2 separate regions of the Mus musculus genome follow, and region 1 is linked to region 2. The links are chromatin loops, found by intact Hi-C in ENCODE. Cell type or tissue: heart. All regions are shown on one strand. Each heading gives the region's core, and the rest is flanking DNA. Links, peaks and the distances in the headings are about the cores only. Region 1 overlaps Pir (pirin). Region 2 overlaps Asb11 (ankyrin repeat and SOCS box-containing 11).

The links. Peaks named below come from ENCODE experiments on the same cell type or tissue, not always from the same donor. Only the 100,000 strongest peaks of a DNase experiment are listed, where the experiment ranks them.
Region 1: a loop joins it to region 2, with 3 times the contacts of the local background. A loop is called at or near these places in 2 of 42 quality-filtered maps.

Annotation. Positions count from the first base shown.
Region 1 is chrX:164,286,032-164,288,531 of GRCm38, reverse strand. The region is part of intron 3 of Pir (pirin); the gene reads right to left. Among named protein-coding and RNA genes, the nearest start is that of Gm22023, 4.2 kb to the right of the region's middle. In heart, for the core only: a CTCF peak has its summit at 1,251 (motif pointing right); no DNase peak of the experiment used is centred there.
Region 2 is chrX:164,442,604-164,459,103 of GRCm38, reverse strand. Asb11 (ankyrin repeat and SOCS box-containing 11) reads right to left here. Exons shown (of 7, transcript NM_001313737.1): 2 at 13,296-13,375; 3 at 8,542-8,649; 4 at 6,055-6,205; 5 at 4,582-4,716; 6 at 3,116-3,307; 7 at 1-480. The coding sequence ends at 356. Among named protein-coding and RNA genes, the nearest start is that of Asb11, 14 kb to the right of the region's middle. In heart, for the core only: a CTCF peak has its summit at 9,672 (motif pointing right); no DNase peak of the experiment used is centred there.

The DNA.
Region 1 (2,500 bases), core at 1-2,500, 160 kb after region 2:
TTCTGACTCGCCGTGTAACTCCCAGCTACCTTCTTAACTGCTATGACCTACCTCCAATAAAAAGATGTGGTGACGGACCTCACTTCTATTGTCAAGTATATGACTTACCAACGTCTATGACTACTCACATTTCAAGCACACAATAGTATTCTATGCCCATACAGTGGAAAAGTCAGTAGCTACAACTTGTAGCTTAAGAGAGCCCCCTGCCAATTCAAAGGATGTGTGTCATGCTTCTAGTTCTCAACCTGGAGATCTTGCCCCTTTTGGGGTCAAATTACCCTTTCGCAAGAGTGACATAAGAGTCACAGATCAGATATCCTGTATATCAGATATTTACATTAGGATTTATAACAATAGCAAAATTACAGTTATGAAGTAGTAACCTAAATAATTTTATGGCTGTGGGTTGCCACAACATGAGGAACTATATAAAGGGTTGCAGCATTACAAAGGATGAGAACCACTGGACTACAGTCAGGCCTAACTAAACTAGATGCAGGCTTCGCTAATAGGTACATTGGTAAATAAGTATGTCTTTTTGGCACAAGAGCGGTGCCTGTGCTTAAGGACCTAGTGTCATGAGACAAGGTGTTATCTGGTGAGGAAGGGGCCAGCTCTGTTGTGAACAAGAGGGGAGTTATCCCACCTGGTTCTGACTATAGTTGAAAGCTATCATGGGAGGTACCTAAAAATGAAGTGTCTGAATTTCCTTTTTATACATACTATCCTCAGCAGGTTTGAGGTTCACCCTCTTGGAGTGAAACATGTGTTCTTGGCTGTTGAGCTGTCTCTCCAGCCAGAAATTGTGTTTTAATAAGTTCTCATTATTACATCTCCCCATCTCCATATTTTCTACCTTAACATTCTAGGAAAATAGTCTGTAACTCGTAAATTATTTATTACTATAATACAGTATGTATGAGGTGGACAGAAAAATTCATTGAGAAATTTATCTGTTTCCTATGTGCCCTATGTTTGGTGTCATAGACCAGGTTTTATTTCTAAAGCTGTTCTGGGCATCATTGGATCAGATGGACCAAAATGATCTCCTTTATGGTTTCAGGAAGCAACATAAATAAGCTTAACTCTTTAGATACTACTAACTTGATCCATTCCCTCACAATACTGGAAGGTTGGAGAAACAAGAACATTACTTTGCACTTTCAGGTAGGAAAATTTGGGTCTCTGGGCCCAGACAGCATCAATTCCTGCAGTAAGTTTAACAGCAGCTCTGACTGCTACCCACCAGATGGCAGTAGTGCTCAGAGACTTGACCAAAAGTTACTAGACATTTTGGAAGGACCCAGGCGACAAAGTTACCTTCAACGGAGAACCACTGAAATAGAGAATACTCTACCAAAAGCTAAGCTTCTGGGCTTAAGATGATTCTACTTTAGGCACAATTGTGTCAACCTGGGGGTTTCTGGATGTAGCCGTTCCCATGAGTTCACAACTAGAGACCAATCTGGCTTGGCTTCCATGCCTTCCCTAGTAAAGACTCAAGCTTTAGATTAGATTCCATCACATGCCTAAGGCCTCATTCCACCCTTACATATACAGTTTCTAAATCTGGTTGGAGTACTTGCTGTTTCTACTATATACTTTCTACCTTTACCCCCACTATTTATAGAATCAATTTTATTCTTAAGGCTCTACTAAATCATCAAGTTTTTGTTTGTTTGGTTTGATTTTTGTAGCTTGAGGACAACTTATTATAATCTACAAGAAAGATACCCCAGGGCAAGCAAGCTATAAATCATGGCAGCTGCCCCAAGGAGAAGAAAAGGGAAGAGGAGGAAAAGTAAAATCAAATAAAAAGCCATGCTCCTTGAGTTAAGCCAGCATAGAGGTTAGCCAGTAGGCAGCCACATGGTGAAGAGGGGGGTGGCTTTAGAGGAAGAATACGGCAGTCTAAAGGGTTAGGAAATGCATGCTTAGGAAAGAAATACAATGAAGCAAAGGGAAGGTACACTTTCCTGAGTAATTCAGAAAAGAGGGCAGGCTTACAAAGCAAAGTAGCTAGCTATGCTCTGTAAGAGACTCCATTAGGAGCTGAAACACTGGGAGGAAAAAAACTACAGCATCTCATTAAACAGATAATTATCCCACCGCTCTAATATGGCTAAAGATGGACTGGCCTTCCTAAGGGCAGTGCTGCATTTCAGAGAAGTAGGTCCATAGCCAGTTCATTGACTTTGCTCAGATGGGACCTGACTAGTTAGCTCTCCACTTAAGAAAAAGGTTTTCTTTTCTCTTCTTTTCTTTTCTTTTCTTTTCTTTTCTTTTCCTTTCTGTAGAACATGATTTTAATATTTTCAACTGTTAATATTCAACAAACAGATTAATTATTTTAAGACATCTTGGCCATATATTTTTTTCTATTTTTTAACTGCTTATACCCCAACATTGTTCCCTCTGAAGTGGTAATTCTAACGTCATTTAGGAGCCGGACTGAAATCGGGGTACAGATGTAAGTCATTTTCCCCATGAAAATCTG
Region 2 (16,500 bases), core at 8,576-11,075:
AATCCAGAGGGTTCCTTGAGTAGTTTAATTTAATTTTATCTGCCTGTGTTTAATCAGTATTCATAATGCTGACCCTAGCACCAGGAAATGGAGGGTCCTGAATCATCCAAAACTGGACTATTACTTTCCCTCTATTTCAGTTTCATTTTAAATCGATTCACAAGAGTTAAAAGCTAAAAGGTTTCTGGTTACCTCTTGGCAATCATTAAACTAACCAGGAGCTTGTTCAGCACAAGTGTCTGGGTTTATGGAAGCTTTATTCTAATTGGGTGAGTAGATTTTTAGGGCAGTAGATCAAGCCACTGAATGTGTATGCTAAGTGTCCTACAGCAGGCAATAAACTACATGTTTCCAGCTATTGGTATAAGAGGAATTTTTCCAGGGATTCTGGCAGGCCTAGCGCGTAGATGGCGTGATGACACGTGCGACCCAAGCACTTCCGGACACACAGTCGGCAGAGCTGAGAAAGAGCAGGTGGACCTGGGAGAGGCAATAAAAAAAACGGCATGAACCTCACAGTGGGGTGGGAAAGGAGATCTGAATGCTAGAAGCTTAATTAAATGGGAGAGGAATTACCAAATGATGGGAAGTCTTACAAGCAGAGGATTTTGAGTTACCCTTTTGTAGAGGATGTCCTTTAAGATAAAAGGGGGAGTGGGTAGGTAGGGGATTGGGGGGGTGGGTATGGGGGACTTTTGGGATAGCATTGGAAATGTAAACGAGGAAAATACCTAATTAAAAAAAAAAGGAAAAAGAAAGTTAATATTAACTATTCTTGAAAAATGAAGTGTGGATCTGTAGGGAGTGCATCTCCATCACTATGGCCTATGTTAATGGAAGTGATGGGCTGGACAAAGTGAAAAGCACTAGGGTGCAGAGCTCTATGACAGAGCTTCAGGACAGAGGGGCAACTACAGAGAAGGTGTGAGCAGGAAGCGCTGCCTCTGTAATCACACAGTTACTGCTAGGAGCTGGAACAGGGACAAAATAGTCCTCAAAGTACCCCTGGAGCCTCCCAGTACTGACTGCTGATATGGTAACCCTGGCTTCCTCCTCATACCTGAAAGAGCCCCCTGTTCTTGCAAGGGTTCCACCTTAATAGCTATGTATAGAAAGGACTCTAATCACTTTGACCCATTGTTCCCTGAATTTAGTCTCATGGAATCTATTTATTAAAGGGACAGTTACATTATCCCATTATTTCCTCATTTGTCTATCAGCAAAGACTTCCTCAAGTGAAAGCAATTACCTACTGGCTTATACAAACCCTCATTGTAAGTAAACTACTGTAACAGCAGTATAAAAAAATGGAAAAAAAAAAGCAGATTACACATGCAAATAGCCAGATGACATTCAGGATTGATGTGGACAGGGAACATGTGGTGGGGATATATTCAGAGAAGCAAACTTTCATCTTTAGTTAAAATGCTGGGAATTGAGAATGGCAGGGATCCCCACCCAGTGGTCCTTAAATCTGGAACAAGACGTACAACCAGAAATGAAGCAGCTAAGCTAGAACCTAGCAATGCAGACAAACTGACCAGTTTTCTCAGAGACACTCCAAAGCAACGCTTATGTTTATGAAGCTTGAAGACAGAGGAGTTTGCCAATAAGGAATGCAAGTAACGCCAGGCCTGAAGGCACTCCCAATTTGGGGGAGGGCGTGTCAAGAAAAATGTCCAAACTGTTACCAGCTATGTTCTCAGCTAACAATTGAAAAAAGAACTTTCCAAACTGGCATCTGGTAAATTGCCATTAGCAATTTAAATCCAAGAGCATCAGGACTAATATAGATCAGTGCTAATTAAAGTGTGAGAGCAAGCTAAAGAGACAGAATCTAGGCTCCCACTTAGTCCACCTTGATCAAAATCTGTATTCTATTAAGGTCTCCAGGTGATTTGCTGGCAGGTTTTTGGAAGCACTGATAGAAACTGTTTGCAAAACAATAAATCAGGCATTTCAGTGGGCAAGACTTAGGACTTTGGGAGGGTTTCACAAAACACAAGAAAACCCTTTGCTGTGCACATTGTTTCAGGAGATTTGGATTCAAGTCTTGGAGCTTGGAGAGTGCTTGTTGTGGGGTCAAAGGGCTTGCTTAGCATCCAAGTGCTTCACTCTAATTGGTGTGTGACCCTCTAGATGCAAATTCCTCTATGCCTCACTTTTCACATTCTTAGCTGGAGTTGTGTGTTTCTGTAAAGTTCTAAGCACTTTTAAGAGTTCAATGAGGTTACTCTTTGTTTCAAAGTAGTGTCCATGGAGGCACTTGTAACACCGAATCATTACAATCATCCTTACTACTCTCCCTGGCACATTCGTTCCTCTGTGAAGGCTCAGAAAATGTTCTCTCAGTGTATGGATGTGCAAAGGGTTCTCTTTTTGAGTGTAGATATGAAACAGTACGGATCACTCTTCACCCTCAGCATGTATAGTTTCTATTCTTGCCTGTGGTGAAAATTAAAGTAAGGGGATGTGGTATGCTGACCACCCCCCACTACTCCCTGATCTGGAGAAGAAGCAAACCACGTCATTATTTGGTCAGCTTTCTGAGACTTGTCGCCTGTCCTCCCTATAGTCTGAACTCAAATACAATCTGGTGCCACTTACCCAAACCAGGTAGGTTCTGAAAAACACATCCTTAGGTGTATCATCAACATTGTGTAAATACCATAGAAAACATTTCCACAAACCAAGATGGACATGGTACTATGTGGCGATTGATCTTATGGGAGCACAAGCTGTGTGCTTGGCCATTATTGATAATCCTTATGCAATATGTCTATTTTGTCCACGGCCTGACCCATAGTGTTACAAAGATGAGCTTTGATTTATTCAATTGTGTGCTTTTTCTATGATAAACACGGCTGTTGAAACTTTTCTGGGTGCAAACAAACTTGTCTGACTATTTTCTTGTCTTGAAAAATAAATTGCAATGACAAATACAATGTGTAAAATAAAGAACAAAAAATCCGAGGAGATACTGCAGTGAATCCAGGACTTGACTCTTCTTATGAAACCATGCTGGATTGAAAGGAGAAAGGAAAAAAGAGGAATAGTCTAGGGGTGAGATGGCTGTGTGCTTAGGGAGGGGAAGCAAACACCCAGCCCTTCTTACCTTCATGGAGCAGGAGAGCCTGCCGCACACTACTTTTGGGCACTGCAAGGTCAAGAGCACTTTTGCCCTGTGCATTTCTGAGGTTCAGGTTAGCCCCATACACAGTGAGCAGATTGATGACCTCCACACTGGACTGCCTCACTGCAGCGTGCAGTGGGGTATCCAGCCACTGACCATGGTCAACACTGGCTCCTTAAATAAAGCACATGGTCATAGTCAACACTGAGTGTGAATGTAAGACACAGTGAGCCATTGGATATAAAGACATCTTAAATGCCCTGGCGTAGTTAAACAATCTTTGAGACCATGTGACTTAAGCCCAGAATGTCAGCAATGCGTGTGAAGACTACTCCAAGACAGTTCAGTGTAAAAAGTGAAGTTAGGTGCACACATACACACACACACACACACACACACACACACACACACACACACACACACATGCATGCATGTACACACACACAATTCTAACATGCAAAACAAAATATTTCAAGTTCCTGTTACATGGTTATTTGGGGGAATTTTTGGCAAAAGATGGGGAGATATTTATTTAGTATTTATCTCATTGGAGGCTCAAAAAGAGATTTCCAAAATCAACATAAAAATTGTAAGTGATAGGAGTAAATAAAAATCTTGGAGGTTAAATTTCTCAACTAAAGTTTCTTCCTATAGCTTACATGTTTACACCAGTAGCAAAGTGTCTTAAATCACAAAGCAAGTGAGAGTTTTGAAGTATTTTCCTTTTCCCTGGAATGGTGGTTTCTGTATATGACACTCTGGAGTGGAAAATGGCTGTCTTAGCAGGAGACAGGTAAGGTGGTCTGCTGCAAATGGCCACCACACCCCATACATAGCTTTCCCTTTGGAGACGCATCTTCTTGTGATTCTCAGTTCACGAACCCTGAGAGATACCTAATGACTGCAGAGAAAACTGAGGTGTAGCCTTCACTCCACCAGTAGCCTGTATTCCCTTTGCCACCATGATCGCTTCAGAGATGCCCACGCATGTGTCTCAAAGAGAGCCAGTATTCCTTGTTGTTCCAAGCACAAGTATTTGTGGCAGCCATATTGCCACCTACAAGGAGAAGCATACTAGCTATATAAGGCCAGCATCTGTGGAAGCAGAACTGAGAGATAAATAGAAATACTTGCTTCTCTAGATGAGTTCTGCTTCTAGCTTTCAAGCATCCAATGCAATCAGGATTGTTTTCTAGCCTGATAAGAACGCTATCTTTAGAGCTATTTACTTTAAAAAAAAATATCCAAGCAGTGGTGGCTCACTTCTTTAAGTCCAGTACTTGGGAAGCAGAGGCAGGTGGATCTCTGTGAGTTCAAGGACAGCCTGGTCTACAGAGAGAGTTTCAGGACAGCCATGACTACATAGAGAAACCCTGTCTAGGATAAATGAAAAACAAAACAAAACAAGCCTAGCAGGCTCATCTCATTAAGAATATTCTAACAATTACCTAGTTCTAGAAGCTTCTTCACACAATCAACTCTCTGGTATGTACAGGCCACATACAGAGGCGTTCCCAGCTGAGGAACCTCTTGCTCAATGTTAACATCCTTTGTCAGCAGAATCTCCATGCACTCTCTGTGACCTGTGGAATAGAAGATAGCCTCCTTCACTCAGGAACATGCTGAATAGGCACAGAATCACAGGATTGCTTTCTAGAATGGGCTTTGAAATTTTTTAAATTACAGAGATCGGGAGGGGGGCATGGAGAGATGGCTCAATGGTAAAAACTCTTGCTCCTACTCTTCCAGAGGGCCTGGGTTCAATTCCAAGCACCACAAGGTGCTAATTCCAATCTCAAGGAATTGATGCCCTCTTCTAGCCTCTAAGGGCATTGCATACAGGTGGCACACAGACACACCCAGGCAAAATACCCATGTGCACAAGATAAATCACAATTTTTTTCAAAAAGAAGCAACAGAGTATTCTCTGAAGAAAATGGGCCAGTCAGTAGATAGCTGACCCATCTCTTCTGTATTAGAAGAAAAACACTTTGTTTTGGAAATCATCAGAAGAAATCTGCAAAAGAAGACCATGAAAATGCTTGCTCCAGGGAAACTTCAGAAGCAGAGAGATAAATGACTAATAAATAACACCCCTGTTATTACTAGTGCTCAAACCAAAGCTCAGTCCTACACCCTGTCCCTTACTAATCTCTTCTTCACCCACACCTGTAAAGGAGAACCTGCAGGTTTACTTGGCTAGACTGGAGGAAACAGATGAGAATGAATCCAAAGCTTCAAGTATAGAATATACTCCCAAATAAACAAATTCACTAGCGATGCAGAACTCCATAAGCAGGCATTCTCTGTGGAGACTTTGCCCAATGACAAGATCAACATGGGCAATTTTAAGTATATCAGTGAATTTTGCATGAAGGAATTCTTCTGAGGTACTGGTAAAAGTTTGACAATAGTTTTAAATGTCTCCTCAAAAGTGTTATCAGTGAGGTTGGAAGGATGGCTCAGGTTAAGAGCACCTGCTGATCTTGTAGAGGTCCCAGGTTCAATTCCCAGCACCCATATGATAGCTCACAACAGCCAGTACCAGGGAGATCTGGTGCTTAGACCGCTGCATGTACATGGTACGTGCATGCACACACACACACACATACTGGCAAAACATACACATGTACACATGACTCACGCATGCTTGCACAAGCTGTTATTACTAATCAACCAGCCTTTTCTTTAGAGAAAACATATTCAGAACCAATTTTACTTCTGGATAATTCTTATCTCTTTAAATATTTTGGCAGAACAGAAACTGAGCCTAGTTCAAGAAGTTTCAATGGTAAGTATACAAGCCCAGATGCCTGTAGGTGAAAACATCTAGACTAACCCTAGACCCTAGATGACCACCGTTTCATGCAAACTGCAATCAGCCCATCGATATTCTGCATGTCCCGGAGTGGCTTACTTACCTCGCTTCACTGCTTCGTGGATCGGTGAAGCCAGGTAGATCTCAAGCTGGGCCTTGGCTCCAAACTCCAACAGCACATTGACACACGCAGCACTGCCACTGCAGCAAGCATTGAAGAGGGGAGTGGCCCCATGAACAGTCTGGGCATTGACCTAATGTTGGGCAAAGCAAAACTCACAGGATTTACTCACTCCTTCTCACCAAGTGCATATTCTTATGTGTGCGCCTGGAGAGACCCCCTCATGCTGGCAAAGGTCTGAGGGCATTCCATTCCTCGATGGAATTTTAAAAGCCCATGACATCGTTGATAGAGAAAGTGAGTCATTCTATGTGAAGTACTTAAAATAGTGCCTTTCCATTTGATTTGCTAGCATTCTCTCTCAGTTCATGTCAGCAAACATTGACTGTGCGCCTTACTAGCTGCCAATGCTGGGATTGGAGGTGGTTGCCCTATGTGTGTGCTTACTGTCTGTGAAGAGTAGAAAAAGGAGTCAGAGCCTCTGCAACTTGAGTTACAGATGGTTGTAAACCACCATGTGGGTGCTAGAAATCAAACCCCAGGTCCTCTGGTAGAGCAGCCAATACTTTTAACTGATCCCTAGCCTCCAGCTGCCAATGGTTTGAAAGCAAAGGTAAGACAACTAATTACCTCTTCTTAAGTAAATTTAAACTTATCAAGGAAGAGAAACACACAGAGAGAGCTACTTTTGATGAAATAAATTCTTCAGATCGCTTTGGCAGAAAAATAAAGGAAAACATAAATCTGAGCAATAGGAAGTGAAAGTTAGTCAGATTTTATGATGAATTAGATAGGGTATCAGCAAACAAAGGAAGAATCTCAGGCTTAGGAGACCAGAAAGAAATTTTATCCAGTCCCTGAAACTGGAACCTAAAATACTAATAAGCCGGTGTAGAAGGAAGGATATGGCACACACATTTCAAATGTACTGGGTCTGGGATATTGATGGGTCAGCTATCTACTGACTGGCCCATTTTCTTCTGTTCCTCCATTGCTCCAATAGAACTGTTAAAGGGTAGGATGGAGCACTTATCAACTATTTATGAAAACCATCAACAACGAGAGACCACTGCTTTATTGTTCTCTTTCTCCCCCGACAAATACTTCATTCTAAAAAGGAGAAACATCTACCATTTCCCACCAACAATCAGCTTGTGACTCCAAGCACAGACTTTGAAAGCAAATGGTTGTCTTATAGCCTCCCCTGCATCATTTATTACCCATGAGCTACTAAAGCAGTACCCTGGAGATACACCACCTAGCAGACGAGTAGCAATGACCATTAAGGCACTGGAATATGTTCAGAAGACTTTCATATTCAGGTCTACACATAGAAACTCAACGTGCATTTAGATGTAAAAAATTATTACTAATACTTAAAGATCTTATGGTTCATAAAATAGAGGATACAAGGACTAGGACATAGAATAGAATTGGTAACAATCTGGGAACTAAATACAATGTCACTGAGATTTTCAGAAGCTGTGATAGTTATAAGCAACTCAAATATTGCCCAAAAAGTTAGGATATACACTAGAAATAAAGTTTGTTATGGTTTGTATGTTTGTCAATTTGGCAGTTTGTCAAGTTAGCATCGTCTAGGATACCTCCAGACATGCCTGTGGAAGAGTTCATTTTTAATTATGTGGATGTGCTCAGGACCACATATGGGTTCAGGTATCCACAGTGGCCAGTAGATGGTGTAACCCCATGGAGCTGGAAGTTACAGGCAGCAATGAGCTGCTCAATGTGAGTACTAGAAATCAAACTCTGGTCCTCTGGAAGAGCATCAAATGCTCTTAATCACTCAACCATCTCTACAGTCCAGGATTATCTTGGTTACCTTATTTGAGGTGAGAAGCCTTGCCCACTGTGGGTGGAACCATTCCCTTGATAGAAGCGCCTAGACTGCCTAAGAGTGGAGAAAGTAATCTGAGCAGTAATGTGCAATGTATTCATCGCTCTCTTCTTCTGCCTTCCGACATACTGTGACCAGCTGCTTCGGACTCCTGACACTATGACTTCCCTGCCAGCCATAATGGAGCTGTGAGCAAAGTAAACACTTTCTCTTCTAGGTTTCTTTTATGAAGGGGTTTTATCACAGCAACAGGCAAGAAGCTAGAACAGTTCATAATGTGTTTTTTTTATTACAAACCCATTTACTTTGACAATGTACAAAATGTTGGTTGAAACAAAATGATGGTTGACTTAGGGAATTGAATTTTTTTTCATTGTTCTGTTGAAATTTTCTATTTGTGTTTTACAACAAAATGCTTTTTAATGAACATACCTGAATATTCACATATTGGTTATATAGACTGAAAAGAGAAGAGTAACCCAAATGATGAAATATAGATATAAATGGTGCCAGACCTTCCCATTGCTCATTGAGTAAACACTCCGGAAGGTAATGTCTCCTTAGTGAATGGGACAGACAAACCTAACTGAGCCAGATAGGGCAGTACTCACATGTGCACCGTTTTCTAGCAAGGCCTTAGCACAGGCCACATGACCCCCAAGGCATGCCTCATGGAGAGAGGAGACCCGGTTTATTGTTACAAGATTGACGTTGATGCCCTGCAGTTTGGAGAAAAGAAAGTTAAATGCTGCATCTGTCCTATCATGGCAAATCAAGCAATGCTGCTCAACAGGTTTCTGTTTTAGACATCTGGCTGGGGGCAGTGATACCAGCACCATAATGACTAGAGTAGAAACCATTACTATGGAATTCTAAACACAGTAGTAGGGACTGGAGAGATGGCACAGCACTTACAAGTGAGCACTGTTCTTGTTGAGAACCCACATTTGGTTCCAAACAGCCAAATCAGGCTGCTCACAACTGTCTATGCCATGAGGAATGTGCTAGGCCATGGGTCTTTGAAGTGTATGGCCTGAGCCTTTGTCTTCTAAAAGTCTACTCTGGAGGAAGAAATATTTTGTTGTTGTTGTTGTTGTTGTTGTTGTTGTTGTTGTTGTTGTTGTCATTGAGCAAGAGAGGGATAATATTCTGCTACAGGAAGCATGTTGAAGCATATTCTAAAGTCTCTTTTAGGGAAAAAATTACCAGATAGTGACACACACGCCTTTAATCCCATCACGGGGAAGCAGAGGCAGGCTTGATATCTGTGAGTTCAAGGCCAGCTTGGTATAAAGAGTGAGTCCCAGAACATCCAGGCCTACAAAGAAAGATCCTGTCTAAAACATACTAAATAAAGGAATAAAGGCAAATGTTTCAGGGTAAAAACTTTGGATTTTTTTAAAGGGTAAATGTTTGATCTGTGTACTTATTATATGTATAGTATCACACATACATACACACACACACACACACACACACAGAGTGGTATAGAAATTTCTGTGGTGGAAGGTGTTAATAAGAAAAGAAAGTTTAAGAACAGCGCTTCAAAAACCTTAGGTATCTCCCAGTTAGGGAGTATCTTCTCCATATGTGATTTCAACTTGCTATTCAGTGATAACAGAAAAGAAAACAGGAAAGGATCGGCAAGGAAAGGAATGGGGGGGGGGGGGAGGGACCTGAAAAGAAAGGAATAGAAAGAATTTTTTTTGAAATAGCCTAGTCCACAAGGTGGCAGCATTGTACTGGAAACATAGCTACAGTTCAAAACTCAGTCTTTAGGTGGAAAAGTGACACTGGGGTTCTCAGCCTTCCTAATGCTGCTACCCTCTAACACAGTTCTTCGTGTTGGGGTAACACCCCACACATAAAATTATCTCGGCTGGTACTTCAGAACTGTAGTTTTGCTGCTGTTATGAATTGTATTGTAAATGTCTGATATGCAGGAAAGCTGATGTGTGACACTGGGAAAGGGTAGTTGCCGCAAAGGGGTCGTGACCCCGCATGTTGCGAACCACTGATAAAGATAGGACTCTCCAAATTGTGCATGAGAAAATGGACATGCAGAAAATGCAAATCATATGTAAGACTTGTGGATACCCAGCTGTCAGAGACTAAGAAGGTCCTAAACTAAAGCATTGCTTGAGTTTATTCAAGGTGGCTAAATATTAGCACATGACCTACATGCAAAACAAGTTTTTGAAGTGTAGAATATATGGGTCAGCAAGATAGCTCAATGTAAAAACACATGCCATACACGTTAAATAAATACATAATGAATAAATAAAATTTTCTTTTAAAGAATAGATTGGCCGGACGAGGTGGCGCACAACTTTAATCCCAGCACTCGGGAGGCAGAGGCAGGCGGATTTCTGAGTTCGAGGCCAGCCTGGTCTACAGAGTGAGTTCCAGGACAGCCAGGGCTATACAGAGAAACCCTGCCTCAAAAAAACCAAAAAAAAAAAAAAAAAAAAAGAATAGATTGTAGGTGACAGGAGAGATGGCTTGGTGGTTAAAACACTTGCTGCTCTTCGCTGCTCTTCTAGGGGAAGAGTTCAGTTCCCAGCACAGCACACACATCAGGTGGTCCACAACTTCAGCTTACAACACACCCTGGATTCCAAGGACACTAAGATACACACACACATTCACATACAAATAATAAAAATAAATCTTAAATAATACTAGACTATTTTTGAGTAGCTGTAATGGGCAAAGAAAAGGAATTGTAGCAAAAAAAAAAGTTAAGGTTTTCTACATATGCCCCTACACACTTAATCACACTACTAAAATAACATGTTCTTAGTGTAGAGGTGATGTCATAAAAGGCATAGCTGGGCTTGCGTTTGTATTACTGTAACTCCAGTACTTGGGCGGTGGACTTGTGGTGGTGGGGGGTTGGTGAGGCAGCAAGAATGAGTTTAAGGACAACCTCTACTACTAATTTGGAGCCCTGTTCAGTCTCAAAGAGCAAAGAAACAAACAAAAAAGTAACAGAATTGGATGAAATTTAAAGTGTTTAAAAATAACTAGGCAAACCAGTCAGTGGTGGTGCATGCCTTCAAACCCAGCACTGATGAGACAGAGGACAACAGATCTCTGTGAGTTCAAGGTCCAGCCTGGTCTACAGACTGAGTTCTAGGACAGCCACGGCTACACAGAGAAACCCTGTCTCAAAAAAACAAAACAAAACAAAAAAAAAAAAACAAACAGGAGCTCTCTGTGGTAGGACATTTGACTAGCTCATGGAAGACCTGAGGTTCCGTAATCAGCATCTAAGAAAACTGTCCTGTGCTGAAGAGATAAGTCAGTGGGAAAGAATTGCCCAGCACATGTGAGGTCCTGGGTTCAGTCAGAAACACAATTAAGGAGAAGTGTCTTCCTATCTCATCTTGTCACCATTTAATGTATTTTCTATTTATTTCCCTTTTATTTTTTTCCTTTATCATTGGTAATGGTTCTGTTTTCCTTTTCTCTCTACTTGCACTTTTAAAATATTTCTGAAGTTCTGGAGCTCAAATGGAGAGCCTTGATGCTGATTTTGACTTTTTAAGAAACGACACATCTCTGAAGCTGGAGATGGATGTGAATTGGTAACATAATTGCCTAGCTTGCATGAAAACCGGGTTTGAGCCTCAGCCCAACGTAAGTCGGGTGTGGTACATGCTTTTAATTCCAGAACCTTCAAAGTGCAAGCAGGAAGATTAGAAGTTCAAAGTCATGTTGTGTTGCATCTAGCAAGCTGGAGACTAGCCTGGGATATGTGAGACCCTGTCTCAAAAATAAGGGGCTGGGGGGATGGCTTGGCAGGTAAGGGCATTTATCGCCAAACCCGATAACCTAAGTTGATCCCTGGTACCCATGTGATAAAGAGAACCACTCCCCCAGAACTATCTGCTAAATGTTCACCATGGCATGCTCTTTCACCCCATACATACACACAGAAATCAATAAATATTTGGAGCAAAAAGGGTATTTAAAAGCCAAAGGCAAAACCAAACAGAAATAACAAATCATTTTAAAAGGGAACCACATGCTCAAACTATCACTATCCCCACTGCTTAAATCCAAAGGAGGAAGAAATGCCTAAATGGCAAGGTGATAGAGAGAACATGGGAAAGAAAGCAGTGACTCATTTCCGCCGCTCACATGCAGAGTCCAAAACAAAGAAAGCACATGCGGGGTATACTCTTATTTATTTCATAACTCTTTACTCAGATATTCATTCAACATGCAGGAGATACAATCACCAATATAAACACAGAATTGTTAGTGGCTAAGACTTCACTAAATCTTCCCCAAGGCCTAAGATTTATTGAGAGCCTAGTCTTGAACTGTGCATTGTTGCAGTGGGGCAGCCTCTTATATGGTACCCAGTGATGCCCAGTTCCTAATCCTGCCTCACTTGGATAATGCTTTGTCCTTTACTGTGAGCAGCACTTACAGACTTTACATCAAATGAATGCAGTATGGTAGGAAGAGAAATGATGTCAGATCAAAGCAGGCTCAAAGAGTTAAAAAGAAAAAAACCAAAATCAAACCATGAGGGTGCTGGAGAGATAGCTCAACAGAGAAGAGCACTGTGTTCTCTTTCAGAGGACCCAGGGTTCAGTTCCCAGCACCCACATGGTAGGTAGCTCACAGCTTTCAGTAGCTCCAGTCCCAGAGGATCCATCGCCCTCTTCTGGCTGCCGAGGGCACTGCATGCACATGGTCCAAGGCCATATATGCAGGCAAAACACCCATACACATAAAATTAAAATAAAGTTGTTGTTTTTTTCTAATGTGACTTCCTTCTTAGGTACCTTCTCTGGAGAAATTCAGCTGCTATCTCATAACACCGCCCTGTGGTGAAACCCAAGTGATCTCGTGTGAAAACCGATCTCCCCTCCCTGCACCATGAGTCATGGTATGACCTAGCTGCCACTCCACTGCCGGGAAGCTGCACCCTGAGCCCTTAGAAACTTCGAGAATCCAATTATTTGTTGTTGACTGAAGTTACCAAGTTTCGAGGTGATTCATAGGACACCAGTCGCCTACAAATGCAATCTCAAGACGGATGTCACTAATGCAAACTGGGAGAGCATGAGATGAGTTAACATAAATTTAGGGATCCCCTTTTTTGTCTTTGGGAGGGAAACTTCCTGCTGGGAAAAGAAGGACCCAGAATGAAAAGGAGGAGAACTAGAAAGAAAACGAAGTAGTTCCTAGAGAAAGCAGAAGCGAGAGGAACACATGGGGGAGAGGGGCGAGGATGGAGATGCGGAAATGGCTGTGCTGGCCCTGAGCACAGCTATGGCCAAAGTTAATACGGAGTGATTCTAGATTAAAGCAACGGCACGGAAGGCAGAGTCTTTAGTTTACTTACTTGCGCAATTAAAGTTTTAAGAGCCAGTAAGCGTCCCTGGGCTGCAGCCTCATGGAGTGGGGATCGATCAGCCCAGCAGTCTGAAAGACAAATAAGCTACCGATCAACATCTGAAGACTTTTTCCTGAAGGTGTTCGTGCTGCCCACCCACTGTGGGCAGCAAACATTAGGCCTTATCAAATACAGGGAACAGAGCACAGTGGCTCCTGGTGCCTTTCCACAGGCAGTTTTAACAAGAAATACTTTTTTTTCTTTTTTTTTTCAAATAAAAAAAAGCCGAAGGCTGGTCCCTGTCAAGTGCAGGACTAAGGGACCAGTTTATTATTTCCAGTAACTCACGTCGTCTCCATTCATACCCCAAAATCCAATGTCTGTGTATTACACAGTAAATCTGAAGAGATATAGAAAAGAGGACTGGAATATGGCTCAGTAGAAGAACATTTAGCCAGCGTGTGCAAAGCCCAGAGAGAGAGAGAAAGAGAAGGTTTTCCTGAATTGCCGAGGTAATTTTCTCTGGTTCTTTTGATAATGCTATCTATGTATTTTAATGTAAAATATCCCTTTTCAGATGGCGTGATCCCCAAAAGCAACCCTAGGAAGCTGTGCACATGGGGCCCATGGAGCCAGACTGCCAGGACTCAAGTCCCACTTGGACTACTCTCTGCTAAGAGCAGTGTGTTGCGGAAGCATTTCAATCTCAATTTTCTTATCTGAAAACCAGAGATATAGTAATCTACTATTTGGCAGGGCTCTCAGAAGACCAACCCAAGTACATCCACACAGTTGGGTGCTCAAGGCCATTTCTGACCAATAAGTAGACATTGCAGAGCAGTTCTCTAAGGGACAGCCTCCAAACTAGTTTAGGAATGTTTGTTTGTTTGTTTGTTTGTTTTCTGTAATTGTTTCTGTCACTAAGTCTAACTAGCTTCAATGGTCATTTAAGAAGTAACCATATATGAAAAATGTCAAAGGATAATCTTTTGTTTTGGAAGTAGACCTGCTCCTGTTTACAAATTCTGTGCATTTTTCAAACCCCAGACCAGAGGAGAGGAGAAAAGAAAATATAATGTATAATATTATGGCCTGTAACATCTTCTAGAAAGGAAGAAAGGAAGGGTAGAAGATGACTCAAAAGAACTTTTTCCAGTCAAATATTGGACAATTTGCACATCAAAGTAAGCAACGACAGTAAGAAGATACATGTCATCAAGACAGGAACTTGTAAATCCTTGCTGATATAAATAATACATCAATATGGACAATATGCTTCTTCCTAAAAGACACTAGCTGAGAAAAATGTGGAAGAAATCACAGGATCAGGCTTAAATTATGGCTGTACTAATTATAAAGGGAAGGTACATGATATTGCACTAGAAAAAAAATGTAGAAACAATCTTGACTCACACAGAAAAACAAGCATTGCTAAAACACATTGGCATAGCATGCCATAAGGTTGAATGCGATGAGCCGCAACATATGTCATCAGAGGAAAGGCAATATAAGAGCACGCGGTCATCCTCTGTGCACTATTCGTGTCCCCAAAGCATAGTCTCTTAGGAACACACATTGAAGCAACTCACATTGAGGGGCATTCTATAAATGAATTGGCCTGGAGCCAGTGGCAAGGGAGATGGAGACTCAAGGGAAGTGTGGGAGGCAAGACATGATATCTGAAAGCTCTTTGACCTTGTGTGGGCCCCCTTTGCTTGAGAAGATATTAATGGAACAGTTAGCTAAACATAAATGGAGGGCTTTGGCAGAGGAATGGGAATTCCTTGTACTGATCTTGTAGCTCTTCGGTTAAAACTAGCTCCAGAAAACAACTTTGAACCAAGAGAAAAATAAATAGATAAAAATTGTTTGCCATCTCATACTCCTGCTGGGAATGTGAAATACTTTTATAATAAAGAAAAAAAAAGCACAAAAGTATTTAATATAGACAAACATATGCTGTGCTTTTTATATACCTCCACTGATTTCTGAGTTGGCTCCAAGCTGGCAAATGTGACAGTTTACTTAAAAGAGAAGTGCTTCCTACTATACCCCTCCCTTCTCCCCCTCTTAGGGTTTCCAGGGAACACCTGAAATTGAGGTGAACTGCTTTTGGAGGACAGGACCTTTGCAAGGCTGACAGACGGTGGGGGGGGACTAGTCAAGTTGAGGAGAAGTACATAGGGTGGATTTGCCTTTCCAGTGGTTCTGAAGGGACACGCAAATTAACACCTTCAAACAAGTTTCCCCAAGAGCAAAAAATTATGCCACGGAGCAAAATGGAGCCAAACGTACTCCCTCCATGCCAGTGAAACAGAATGACAATGTTAATGATGGACATAAGAGGGAGAATGAACTTTTAAGTCAAAGTAACCAGGAAATTTTATTGAAATTTTTTTTGTTGTTGTATATATAGTTTACATCTTGTGGACCTTCCTTGGCAAGCCACCATTAACAATGAAAAGTAAATTCGGAGACTTGACTCATTTATGATTCTTTATACTGTGTCCTTGTTTTCCTTTACTGAATTCTGTAGCATTTCATGCCATGTCTGCGTAGAAATACTAGCTGCAAATCAATTTCATGAAATTCTTAACTTAGAGGACCGAACGCAGCTGGGGAGCAGAATATTTCTAAACCTCTTTACCATCTCTTTGCATATGATCTCTAGTCTCCCTCTCATACATCTCCACCTAAGGCCTTGGCAGATGTGCTTCGGACACGCTGGATGTGAACACAGACACTGGAAGATTTGAAACCAGTCCTTACGCACGCTAGCAGCTCAGCAGCTGGAGCCACGGAAGCAGCAAAATCTTCAGTGTAACTTTGGCATTCTGTTCTTCTAACAAGGAGTTAGTCAACCCCCGAAGCCTGAGGAACTACAGGTGAAATATTTCTATTCGAAAGATCAAAATCTAGAGCACTCCAAAATCTAAAGCTTTCGGAGTGCTGATACACCACCACCATGCATAAAAAATGCCACCCTGCAAAGCTCAGCTTCATTCCCCCCAAATGATTTAATATGTTACATGAAATTTCACAAATGAATTTAGTATTTAAAAGCTAAGGTCCCCTTCCCCAAGCTATCAAATTTTCTGAATTCTGGGAGAGAAAAAAAAATCTGAAATCTAAAACTTCTGGTTCCAAGCATTTTGTGTAAGGAGACTTGACCTGTAGAGGTAACCTGTTCAAACATAAAAACAAGATTTAAGCA